Linked DNA regions of Homo sapiens: region 1 is linked to region 2. Evidence: chromatin contacts called from ENCODE Hi-C or POLR2A ChIA-PET data. All regions are on one chromosome and are shown on one strand. Each heading gives the region's core, a stretch centred on a gene start or an enhancer-like site at or near the end of the contact. The rest is flanking DNA. Distances are from core to core; before and after follow the strand shown.

Region 1 (6,077 bases), core at 1,389-3,888, 60 kb after region 2:
GAGAAGGCTTCTAGGTAACACATGTATGTTATACCTGGAGTCTTCAAAGCGTAGGGACCCTGACTTCCTGATAACTCTTGAGTGGTCCTCTATGTCTATGCTATCCAGTACGGTACTGTTTAAACTTATTTGTTTATTTTGTTTTATTTTATTTCTTTTTTTCTTTTTTTGAGATGGAGTCTCGCCCTGTCACCCAGGCTGGAGTGCAGTGGTGCGATCTCAGCTCACTTCAACCTCCGCCTTTCGAGTTCAAGCAATTCTCCCACCTCAGCCTCCCGAGTAGCTAGGATTACAGGCATGCACCACCATGCCCAGCTAATTTTTGTATTTTTAATAGAGATGGGGTTTCACCATGTTGACCAGGCTGGTCTTAACTCCTGACCTCAGGTGATCCACCCACCTCAGCCTCCCAAAGTGCTGGGATTACAGGCGTGTGCCACTGCTCCTGGCCAACGTTTATTTATTTAATAGCCTATGTCACCCAGGCTGGAGTGCAGAGGCTACTCACAGGCAATCAAAGCCCATTGCAGCCTCAAACTCCTGTTCTTAAGAGATCCTCCCACCTCAGCATCCTGAATAGCTTGGATTACAAGCACGTGCCATAATTAAAATCAAGTCAATTAAAATTAGATGAAATAAAAAATTTCCCTCCACAGTCTCAGTTACATTTCAAGGCTTTGATAGCCACACCTGTAGCTGGTGGCTGCCACATTGGACAACACAGATGTAGACCATTCCCATCATCACAGAAAGTTCTACTGGGTGACATTGCTGTAGCTCAGTGATTCTTAGCTTTTTAGGTTATAACTGTCTTAATAATCCAATGATAGCAATGAATATCTTCTCCAGAGAAATGCTCATAAAACTACGTATACAAATTTCTGCATAAGGTTTTAGAGAATGCTACGGACTCCAGGTTAGAACCAATTATCTTGGCCAGGTGCGCTGTCTCACAGGTGTAATCCCAGCACTTTGTGAGGCTGAGGCGGGAGGATCACCTGAGCCCAGGAGTTTGAGACCAGCCTGGGAACTATGTGGAGACTGTGTGTCTACAAAAAGTTAAAAAATATATATATGTAGCTGAGCGTGGTGGCGTGCCTATAGTGCCAACTACTCAGGAGGCTGAGTTGGGAGGATTGCCTCAGCCCAGGAGTTCAAGGCTGCAGTGAGCTGTGATTGCACCACTGCACTGCAGCCTGGGTGACAGAGAGAGACCCTGTCTCAAGAAAAAAAAAATCCCAATGATCTTTGGACATAAACTGAGTATATTCCTTGTGAAAGGAAAAGGAAGAAGGAGGGGGAAAATCCCTGCAAACATGGTACTGGAATACGATGGATATGTGAGGGCAGGAACACAGCTGATGGTATTCTCTAGTGGTCAGACTCCTGCTGCACTCAGCAATAAGCCCATCAGTTCATATGTTTTTTGTGCACGACCTTCCTGCAATTTGTTAGGGTAATTACACAGTCTGGTAATAAAACTATCTTGGTAGATTATAAAACTGTATCATCTTCAGTTAGGCCAGATCAATAGGCACTACGGAGTACCTACTCCATGCAAGCAATTGTACTACTGGGTTTTTAATGAGGCCTAAAACATAGTGTTGTCTCCAACCCAGTAAGGGTTGAAACTATGAGCCATAAACACAAATTCATTAATCACTGATTCACTCATCAAAAAAAAATTTTTTTTTTGAGATGGATCTTGCTCTGTCACTCAGGCTGGAGTGCAGTGGCACCATCTCGGCTCACTGCAAGCTCTGCCTCCCGGGTTCACACAATTCTCCTGCCTCAGCCTCCCGAGTAGGTGGGACTACAGGCGCCTGCCACCACGCCTGGCTAATTTTTTTTTTTTTGTATTTTTAGTAGAGACGGGGTTTCACCATGTTAGCCAGGATGGTCTCAATCTCCTGACCTCGTGATCTGCCCACCTCGGCCTCCCAAAGTGCTCACTCATCAAATGTTTAAAGAGAACACAGGGCCGGCTGCAGTGGCTCACGCCTGTAATCCCAGCACTTTGGGAGGTTGAGTGGGGGCAGATCACTTGAGGTCAGTAGTTCAAGACCAGTCTGGCCAACATGGTGAAACCCTGTCTGTACTAAAAATACAAAAATTAGCTAGGCATGGTGGTGGGCACCTGTAATCCCCAGCTACTTGGGAGGCTGAGGCAGGAGAATTGCTTGAACCTGGGAGGTAGAGGTTGCAATGAGCTGAGATCGTGGCACTGCACTCCAGGTTGGGTGACAGAGTGAGACTCCGTCTCAAAACAGAAAAGAAAGTAAATAAAAAAAAAATTGTTTTTAAGTGTGGACTCTTGAAGTCAGTCCCAACTCGGCCATTTACTAGCTGTGTGACCTTGGGCAAATTTCTCAATCTCTCTGAAGCACAGTTGGTTCATCTGTGGAATGGGCATGATACTATCCACACTACAAGACTGTCGTGAAGGTCAAATGAGATCATGTGACTGGCACGCCTGGCACATGATAGATACTTAACAGCTTTTCTTCCTTTCCTATAATACTGTCTTATTAATGCATTATATATATATATAATAAAATGTATAGCTGGGTTTTTCTGTTAGGTCATAGAATAGGCTATGATCTAACAGAGTGTAGCAGACCCATTTCCTGTTGAGAATTTCTCTTGAATCTAGTTAGCAGGGTTACTTCCTGCTCTTTGGAGGAAGTGAAAGATAATTGTGCAGCTGAGTTCTATAAATAAAAGTACAGTTGGAGAAAACGATATTTTTGGGGCTGGGCATGGTGGCTCACACCTGAAATCCCGGCACTTTGGGAGGCTGAGGTGGGAAAATCACTTGAAGCCAAGAGTTTGAGACCAGCCCGGGCAACATAGTGAGACTCTGTCTCTACAAAACATTTAAAAATTAGCCAGCAGTGTGCACCTGTAGTCCCAGCTACAGAGGCTGAGGCAGGAGGATCACTTGAGCCTGGGAGTTTGAGGTTACAGTGAGCTATAATTGTGCCACTTCACTCCAGCATGGTTGAAAGAGCAAAACCCTGTCTCTGAATAAATAAATACATTGAAAAGAAAATGATATTTTTGGATTAAAAAAACCCACTGTAAATTTACAAGGATTGAGAATAAAAGCACTTCTTGGGCCGGGTGTGGTGGCTCCTGCCTGTAACCACAGCACTTTGGGAATTCAAGGTGGGAGGATCACTTGAGGCCAGGAGTTCAAGACCAACCTGGCCAACATGGTAAGGCCCTATGTCTATAAAAAATAAACATAAAAAAGCACTTCTCAGCTTCATACTTAGAACTGGATCATTGACAAAATTATATTCATTATTAACAATAAATAGATTGTGAATTCTAGGAAGGGCAAGCTTGCACCCCAATTCCTCAAAGCAGAGAGATGCCCTCCACTCTCTGGCTTTCTCAGCACTCAGCTGAGAACCTCGGCTAACAACACACTGCACGGGGTTGGCCACATGCCCATTGGCCTTTCCCAGTGGGCCGTGAGCTTCTTGACTTCTCAGGAAGGGGGTCGTTCATCTTGGTTCCACAGCCTGGAGTGGAGTAAGGGTTCCACTCATATTTGTGGTCTGAGTGAGCACACCCAGTCTGTTTATCCTTTTCATGTTCACTTTCATTCTTCCAGACCCGGTGACTTCCCCAGTGCTGAACATTATGGTCATTCAAACAGAAACAGACCGACATATAACATTACATTGCCTCTCAGTCAATGGCTCGCTGCCCATCAATTACACTTTCTTTGAAAACCATGTTGCCATATCACCAGCTATTTCCAAGTATGACAGGGAGCCTGCTGAATTTAACTTAACCAAGAAGAATCCTGGAGAAGAGGAAGAGTATAGGTGTGAAGCTAAAAACAGATTGCCTAACTATGCAACATACAGTCACCCTGTCACCATGCCCTCAACAGGTAAGAGCAACCTGAGTTCTTTCAGCCAGGTCTGAACTCACTTCCAGAAACTGCAGCTGCTCCTCTGCCCACCCATTTCCCACCATGGCCACCTGACCTTCCAGGTCCTTCTGAAGGTGCATTTGTCAAGGTAGAAGGATAGAAGGAAAACTAGGTCGTGTGCAGTGGCTCACACCTGTAATCCCAGCACTTTGGAAGGTTGTGGCTGGCAGATCACTTGAAGGGTCTCTTTGGTAGAGTCCATGCAAACTCTCATGGGGTTGCTTTCTGCCATAAAGGAACCACAGAAAGGCCTAGAAACTGGAGCAGGAGGGGGACTTGTGGCAAAACTTTCTGCCCTGCCTTTCCAATTTGCATCTGTCTTAGAACTGCCAGGTCTTTTAGTTTTCTTTGTTTTTTCATCATTTGTATGTCTGCCTTTCTTTCTTTTCCTTCCTTCCTTCCTTCCTTCTTGTATGCCTGCCTTTCTTTCCCTTCCTTCCTTCCTTCCCTCCTTCCTTCCTTCCTTCTTTCCTTCCTTCCTTCCTTCTTTCTTTTCTTTTCTTTTTTTCAGAGTGTCACTCTGTTGCCCAGGCTGGAGTGCAGTGGTGTGATCTCAGCTCATTGCAACCTTTGCCTCCCAGGTTCTAGAGATTCTTGTGCCTCAGCCTCCTGAGTAGCTGGGACTACAGGCACCCGCCACCACGCTTGGCTAATTTTTGTATTTTCAGTAGAGACGGGTTTTCACCATGTTGGCCAGACTGGTCTCGAACTCCTGGCCCCAAGCGATCTGCCCACCTCGGCCTCCCAAAATGCTGGGATAACAGCTGTGAGCCACTGTGCCTGGCCATCTTGTACTGATTTCTAATACCATGCCCTCCTGCTTGGCTGTTTATTGCTCCACTGCTAATGATGATGGGTCCAGACTCCTGCACCACCCTTGGCTCAGGGCAAGAGAGGCCTCTGGCCAAGCCCTGTGTTTAGTGGGCTCTGGTCTGGTACCTCCAGGCTATGCACCTTCCCCTAGGCTGAGGGGTTCAGGGAGCCGTGGGGATGCAGCCACCTGAACCCTATACTCCCACTTTTCTGCTCCACACTCTAGGTACCTGGACCAAAATCCCCTGCCCAATCAGATCAGAAGCCATTTCCAGGGCCTGTACCAGTCTCTCCCCCAGCTCATCCTCCCGAGGGTGGCCCACAGTAAGGGTATGAGCATCCCTGAACCTGAGCCAAGGGAGCTGTTTATGGGGGGTGTGGATGGTGTTTGCACATGTGGGCTGGGGCGTCCACGTGCATGCAAGGCCCCTTAGGGTGCAGGTCAGAGCCCAGGTCGGGAGCGGGGCAGCCCGGGACTTCAGTGGGTTCTGTCCATGCTGCCACGTCCTGATGCCAAACTCTGGAAAGTCTGAGAATTCCAGATTCAAACCTGACCTTCCAGGTCCTTCTGAAGGTGCATTTGTCAAGGTAGGAGGATAGAAGGAAAACTAGGTCGTGTGCAGTGGCTCACACCTGTAATTCCAGCATTTTGGAAGGTTGTGGCTGGCAGATCACTTGAGCCCAGGAGTTTGAGACCAGCCTGGGTAACATGGCAAAACCCCTGTCTCTACAGAAAATAAAAAAATTAGCCGGGTGTGGTGGTGCATGCCTGTGGTCTCAGCTACTCAGAGGATGAGGTAGGAGGATTGCTTGAGCCTGAGAGGTCGAGGCTGCAGTGAGCTGTGATCATCGTGCCCTGCATTCCAGCCTGCGTAACAGAGCGAGACCCTGTCTCAAAGAAAAAAGAAAAAGAAAAAGAAAGAAAAGAAAAACTAGGTTAGCAAAGGCACAAGGCACACTTGGACATTGACCACTTCACCCAGCCAGGTCCTCAGAACAGAGCCCACGCCCTGGTATTCAGTGAGTGTGGTCTAACAAGTGAGGCAGCCTGCTGGAGTCAGGCACTTGGCTATGAGTCACAGCCCTTCCATTCACTGGCTGTGTGACCTTAGGAAAGTCATTTCACCTCCCTGAGCCTTACTCACCTCATCTATAAAATGGGAGTGATGCCAATGGGATAAATAAGGCAACACAGGTGAAGTGCCTAACACAGTGTCTGGCCTGCAGCTAAAACTCAACAACTGGCAGTTGTTTGGATGACACGAAACATGCTGCCAGGGCTCAGGGCCTTGCCCAGTAAACACCCAGGCTTTTC
Region 2 (6,563 bases), core at 1,044-3,543:
CACGGGTTCAGGCAATTCTCCTACCTCAGCCTCCCAAGTAGCTAGAATTACAGGCATGCGTCACCATGCCCGGATAATTTTTGTATTTTTAGTAGAGACGGGGTTTCACCATGTTAGCCAGGCTGGTCTTGAACTCCTGACCTCAGGTGATCGCCCACCTTGGCCTCCCAAAGTGCTGGGATTACAGGTGTGAGCCACCGGGCCCAGCTGTCGGACCCTTTTATTTTTTTTTGAGATGGAGTCTCGCTCTGTCGCCCAGGCTGCAGTGCAGTGGCGCAATCCTGGCTCACTGCAAGCTCTGCCTCCCGGGTTCACGCCATTCTCCTGCCTCAGCCTCCCAAGTAGCTGGGACTACAGGCGCCCCCCACCACACCCGGCTAATTTTTTGTATTTTTAGTAGAGACGGGTTTCACCGTGTTAGCCAGGATGGTCTCGACCTCCTGACCTTGTGATCCACCCACCTCAGCCTCCCAAAGTGCTGGGATTACAGGCGTGAGCCACCGCGCCCAGCCAGACACTTTTATTATAGGATGTGTCATAATGGCCTGTCCTCCCCCAAATGGACTGCAATCTCCTTGATGACAGGGAGAGTGTCTGGAACCTAGTAGATGATGAAAAAGCATTAGTGCAATGGATGATTGTCTAGATGGATGAAGACAAACTACTGTATTGTCTGAATCAGATGATCACTGCCTTGAGGGTGCCATATTGTTTCTGAAATGCCACCCTCTAGGACTTCCCCATGGTAAAGCTAAGACAGATACAAACTGGCCACAGTCAAAACCAGATTCCTCTACCTCAGGGCAAGAACCAAGAAGTAATGGCTTCCAGCTAGAAAACAATTCCTCTCTCTGACCTATGGTTCAGTGGAAGTTTTGATAAGAGCCTTGAACAGCAATACACACTTTACCCATTTATTTCTAAAGGAATGTTTTCCATTGCGTTATTTGCTGTTGTTTTGTGCTCGCCATTCCCCACTATAAGCTATCTTCTTTGGCAACCTACTGGAAATTACCCTCACCCATCTACCAAATTTTGATGTGGGAACAGAAAAGGAAACACCATGATTAATAAAATAAATTTTGGCTTCAATGGTAATTTTTAGACACTGCAGAGTAAGCACCTTTTGCAGAGCAACAATTCAAATGATAGTGATAAATGCCAAGACCCCAGACCCCGTGCCCTCAAGTTCCAAAGTAAATTTCTAAAATGTGGCAATTGCTTCATAAATGATTCTAATATTTTCAGGATACCATGATAAAATAAAGCTTTATTTCAAAAATAAATGTTTTTTTTAGAAAATTGAAAAATTGTATCCCATAATTCACACTGTGTACCAGAATACATTCCAAATGGACCAGTGATATGAATGTACAAATAAACCCATAAGAGTCCTAGAAGGGGCCAGGCACAGTGGCTCATGCTTGTAATCCCAGCACTTTGGGAGGCCGAGGTGGGCAGATCATCTGAGGTCAGGGGTTCAAGGCCAGCCTGGCCCACATATAGTGAAACCCTGTCTCTACTAAAAAATACAAAAATTAGCTAGGCGTGGTGGCACATGCCTGTAGTCCCAGCTACTTGGGAAGCTGAGGCAGGAGAATCACTTGAACCTGGGAGGCAGAGGTTGCAATGAGCCAAGATCATGCCACTGCACTTCAGCCTGGGCAACAGAGCAAGACTCTGTCTCGCAAAAAAAAAAAAAAAAAAAAGTTCTAGAAGAAAATACAAAAGAAGAAAAGAAGTCCTTACAACCTTGAATGGCAGAGGCTGGTTTAACTAAAACTTAAAATCCAGAAGCCATAAAATTGATTGATAAATTGTACTTTATGAAAAAAAAGTTCTGTTTTGCCAAAAAAAAAAAAAAAAAAATTAGTCAAGAGAAAAACTACTAACTGGAAAAAATGTTTGCAACTCACATCACGGACAAAGAGCTAACTTCCCTAGTGTGTGAAGAACACTCATAAATTAAGAAGAAAAAGTTCGGGAGTCTGTCTAAGCTACTCTGGCTTGGGAGGCTGCCTGATTAAAAGAAAGAAAATAAAAGAGAAGAAGAAAAAGAAAAGACCAACAATCCAATAGAAAAATGGGCAAAGAATATGAACAGATAGTTTCCATAATGTAAGAAAAAGTATCTGAAATTGGAAATAGGCAAAAATGAGTACTGCATGCCTGTCCAGGGTTTACCTCACACTCTAAGGTTATTAACGTTTGTTTGACTTGCTATTTACAGTAGACTAGAATACTTTACAATCAGTAGGGGAGGGTAAACATTAACTTGTAGAAAGTCAGTAAGGATGCAAAGGATTCTTATTATCTGTGGCAGAGGGGTGGGTGGCAGAAACTGAGCAGTTGGGGACTTTTCTTTGTAAAGCTTTCTGTACTTTTGTTATTTAAATCATGTGACTGTATTACCCTTTCACTTTTTTCTTTTTTTTTTGAGATGGAGTCTTGCGCTGTTGCCCAGGCTGTTGTGCAGTGGCACTATCTCAGCTCACTGCAACCTCCACCTCCAGGGTTCAAGTGATTCTCCTGCCTCAGCCTCCTGAGTAGCTGGGACTACAGGCATGTGCCACCATGCCCAGCTAATTTTCGTATTTTTAGTAGAGATGGGGTTTCACCGTGTTGGCCAGACTGGTCTTGAACTCCTGACCTCGGGTGATCCACCCACCCACCTTGGTCTCCCAAACTGCTGGGATTACAGGCGGGAGCCACCGTGCCCGGCAGTATTACCTTTAAAATTTTAATTAAGAAATTGAATTTCTGTTCAGCTTTATGAAGTATTATATAATTGACATAAAATAAGCTGTGTTTAAAGTATACACTCAGAAAAGTGTTGACATGTGTATACTGATGAAACAACCTCCACAATCAAGGAAGCAGACACATCCACCACCCCCAAAAGGTTCCTATGCCCCTCGTCTCCCTTGCCCTCTGCACCCTCCCCACTGCAAAGATTGATCTGCTTTCTGATTAGTTTCCATGTTCTGGAATTTTGTAAAGATTCATACAGTATGTACCTTTTATTATTATTATCATTATCTTTGGTGTGTCTTTTTTCTTTTTCTTTTTTTTTTTTTTTTGAGACAGAGTCTCTCTCTGTTGCCCAGGCTGGAGCACAGTGGCACAATCTCGGCTCACTGCAACCTCCACCTCCCAGGTTCAAGCAATTCTCTGCCTCAGCCTCTGGAGTAGCTGGGATTACAGGCACCTGCCACCACGCCTGGCTAATTTTTTGTATTTTTAGTAGAGACAGGGTTTCACCGTGTTAGCCAGGATGGTCTCGATCTCCTGACCTCGTGATCCGCCCGCCTCGGCCTCCCAAAGTGCTGGGATTACAGGCGTGAGCCACCGCGCCTGGCCTTTTTTTTTTTTTTTTTTTTTTTTGAGACAGGGTCTTGCTCTGTGGCCCAGGCTGGAGTGCAGTGCCGCAATCTTGGCTTGCTGCAACCTCTGCCTCCTGGGTTCAAGCAACTCTCCTGCCTCAGCCTCCCGAGTAGCTGGGATCACAGGTGTGCACCACCATGCCCAGCTAATTTTTGTATTTTTAGTAGAGATGGGATGTCACCATGTTGGCCAGGCTGGTCTCAAACTCCTGACCATAAGCAATCCGCCCACCTCAACCTCCCAAACTGCTGAGATTACAGGCATGAACCACCGCACCCAGCCAACATCTTTTTTTTGAGACAGGGTCTCACTCTGTCTCCTAGGCTGGAGTGCAGTGGCACAATCATGGCTCACGGCAGCCTCAAACTCCTGAGCTCAAGCAATCCTCCCACCTCAGCCTCCCAAGTAGCTGGGACTACAGGTGTGCACCACCACGCACAGCTAATTTTTTACTTTTTGTAGAGACAGGGTCTTGCCCAGGCTGGAATCCAGCTTCTTGTCTCAGAAGATCCTCCAGCCTCAGCCTCCCAAAGTGCTGGGATTATAGGCATGAGCCACTATGCCTGGCCTGGCCTTTTTCAATATAGTAAATTGAATGGGTTTTTATTCGTTTGTGGGCCTCTCCTTTCTCCTCACTTCTTCCCCTTGACCTTGGTGGATTCCTTGATTGGGTTGAGGCAAAGGTTCCCACACGGCTTTGGCTTCTTGGTAACTGATCAAGAGACTGACTCCTACATAACCAAGGGACCCCAGGAGTTCCCACCAGGCTTAACAAACTCACCCAGGACCCTGTTTCTCCCATGGTGTTGTTCGCTTCTTCTCAGCCAAGCAGAATTGAAGGAGGACAGACACACAGTTATTCCTACCTGCAGTGCTCCTGCCTTCAAATACCGGGGAAGTAACGCAGATCCGAAACATAGCGACTCGTTAACTGCACAGAAAAAGCTGTCTGCTGGAATAAACTTCAGGAAGTGGTTTTTCTGAGCAACTGGAGGTGGAGTGGGGGGAGGAAGGCGGAGGCAGGTGGGCAACAGACATGTCGGAGGGCACAGCAGGCCAACCACCTATTTCATGACAATGGTGATTGGAAATGAGATTCACCGGCCGTTCCATTTCCCCCACCTGTAGCCTCAGATCTCATTAGTCTTGGAGAGTTGATGAGCCAGACTCAACAGCCCCCATCCACTGGGTTTGGGACACACCCCAGCCTGGGAGTGAACGTGCACTAATGCGTAAATCAGAAGCCTGGGTTCCCTGTCTGTTCTCTGCAGCTTAATAGCTTAAATGCTCTGAGGCTCATGTTCCTCACCTATATAATGGGAATAATGTGCCCATCTACCCATTGAATAGGCTTGTTAGGAAGATCAAACAAGAGCTAGCCTTTGAAAGCACATTTAACCAGCAGAGCACAGTAAGAACATAGTAACAACAAAAAAATATAAAAAATAGCTGCATACGGTGGTGCATGCCTGTGGTCCCAACTACTCGTGAAGCTGAGGTGGGAGCAACGCTTAAGCCCAGGAGTTTGAGGCTGCAGTGAGCCACGATCACACCACTGTACTCTAACCTGGGCAACAGGGCAAGACCTTGTCTCAAAAAGTAATAATAATTAATTAAAAAGTTTAAAAAAAACAATAGTTATGATTGAACAATAATAACAACAGTTGTTGATCTGGTTTGGCTGGGCCTGCCACATCTGAATCGCTGCTCTGGAGCTCAGCTGACTTAGTGAACCCAAGGGGCAGCGCTCAGTGCCTTTTCTTCCACACCCACCATATGCTGCCCTCACCACCCCAGTCTGGCCCCTCACAAAGTTGGGCAGCTGGGCAAAAGGGAGGCAGGCAGGGACATTGTGGAGGAGTCTGTGCTATTCCATCCCCTGCAGGAGGCCCCCTCCAGTTACAAGGGACATGGTTGTTTTGTTTTTGGGATTTTTTGGGGTTTTTTTTGAGACAGGTTCTTGTTCTGTTGCACATGCTGGAGTGCAGCGGTGTGATCACAGCTCACTGCAACCTCCGCCTCTCAGGTTCAAGCCATCCTCCCACCTCAGCCTCTCGAGTAGCTGGGACTGTAGGCATGCACCACCACATCCGGCTAATTTTGGTAATTTTTGTAGAGATGGGGTCTCGTCACATTGCCCAGGCTGGTCTTGAACTCCTGAGCTCAAGCGATTTGCACGCCTCGGCCTCCCAAAGTGCTGGGATTATAGGCATGAGCCACCGCACCTGGCTGACATGGTTGTATTATGACTCATAACCATAGGCATTTTTGCCTTTGTAGACCTCTTCCTCCACAAAAAAAAAAAAATTACATTTTGAAACTGTACTGGTATAAATAAGAAGATATTCATATTATATATTTAAAAATTTCTTTTACCTAGACAGTGGTTTTATTCTTCTGATGACTGTATCTTCTAAACCTAATGAAGAAGGGCCTGACAACAGATCAGGCACACAACAGCCCAAGGGGTTAAGGGACCTACTGTCTTCCACCCTGAGTGGCCTGGCCGCTGGCCTGGGAAGAGCACCACCATGTCCCAGGCACTGAAGCCAAAACAGGTGTTTGTGCATTCTGTTCTCAAAACCACAAAAGCACAAGCAACAAAATAACAAAAACAGATAAACTAGACTGTATTAAAATTAAAAATGTTTTTATTGCAAAGGATAGCATTAGGAAAGTGAAAGGTAATTCACAGAATGGGAGAAAATATTTGGAAATAATATATCTGATAAGGGTCTAGGATCTTGAATATATAAAGAACTGTTACAACTCAACAACAAAAACACAACCATTTTAAAGAATTGGCAAAGGGGCAGGGCGTGGTGGCTCACGCCTGTAATCCCAGCACTTGGGGAGCCTGAGGCAGGAGGATCACTCAAGGTCAGGAGTTCCAAGACCAGCCTGGCCAATATGGTGAAACCCCATCTCAGCTAAAAATGCAAAAAATTAGCCGGGCGGTGGCACATGCCTATAATCCCAGATACTCAGGAGCTCAGGAGGCTGAGGCAGGAGAATCGCTTGTTCCCAGGAGGCAGAGGTTGCAGTGAGCTGAGATCATGTCACTGCACTCCAGCCTGGGCAATAGAGTGAATGAGACTCCATCTTAAAAAAAAAAAAAAAAAAAAAGGATTTGAGCAGATTATTTCTCCTAAGAAGATAAAAAAAAAAAATGACCCCAA

What was found. Hi-C counts contacts between places; a loop is a spot of excess contacts on that map. ChIA-PET counts read pairs that join two places held with the same protein, here RNA polymerase II (POLR2A). Pooled maps may share reads with other maps.
Region 1: a loop to region 2 is called in a pooled map, with 2.1 times the contacts of the local background. The contact joins two enhancer-like sites. A Hi-C loop is called at or near these places in 2 of 50 pooled maps. POLR2A ChIA-PET finds 5 or more read pairs at or near these places in 3 of 52 experiments (CD8-positive, alpha-beta memory T cell, OCI-LY7 and activated T-cell).

Annotation. Positions count from the first base shown.
Region 1 is chr17:64,453,778-64,459,854 of GRCh38, forward strand. It overlaps MILR1 (mast cell immunoglobulin like receptor 1), which reads left to right. Exons shown (of 10, transcript NM_001085423.2): 4 at 3,623-3,907. Among named protein-coding and RNA genes, the nearest start is that of MILR1, 7.7 kb to the left of the region's middle. RefSeq lists an enhancer at 3,569-3,628. Within about 2 kb of position 2,639, at least 5 of the 41 ENCODE cell types and tissues checked have a DNase peak (open chromatin) inside an H3K27ac peak, as active enhancers do.
Region 2 is chr17:64,394,064-64,400,626 of GRCh38, forward strand. No RefSeq gene overlaps it. Among named protein-coding and RNA genes, the nearest start is that of PECAM1, 6.5 kb to the left of the region's middle. Within about 2 kb of position 2,294, at least 2 of the 41 ENCODE cell types and tissues checked have a DNase peak (open chromatin) inside an H3K27ac peak, as active enhancers do.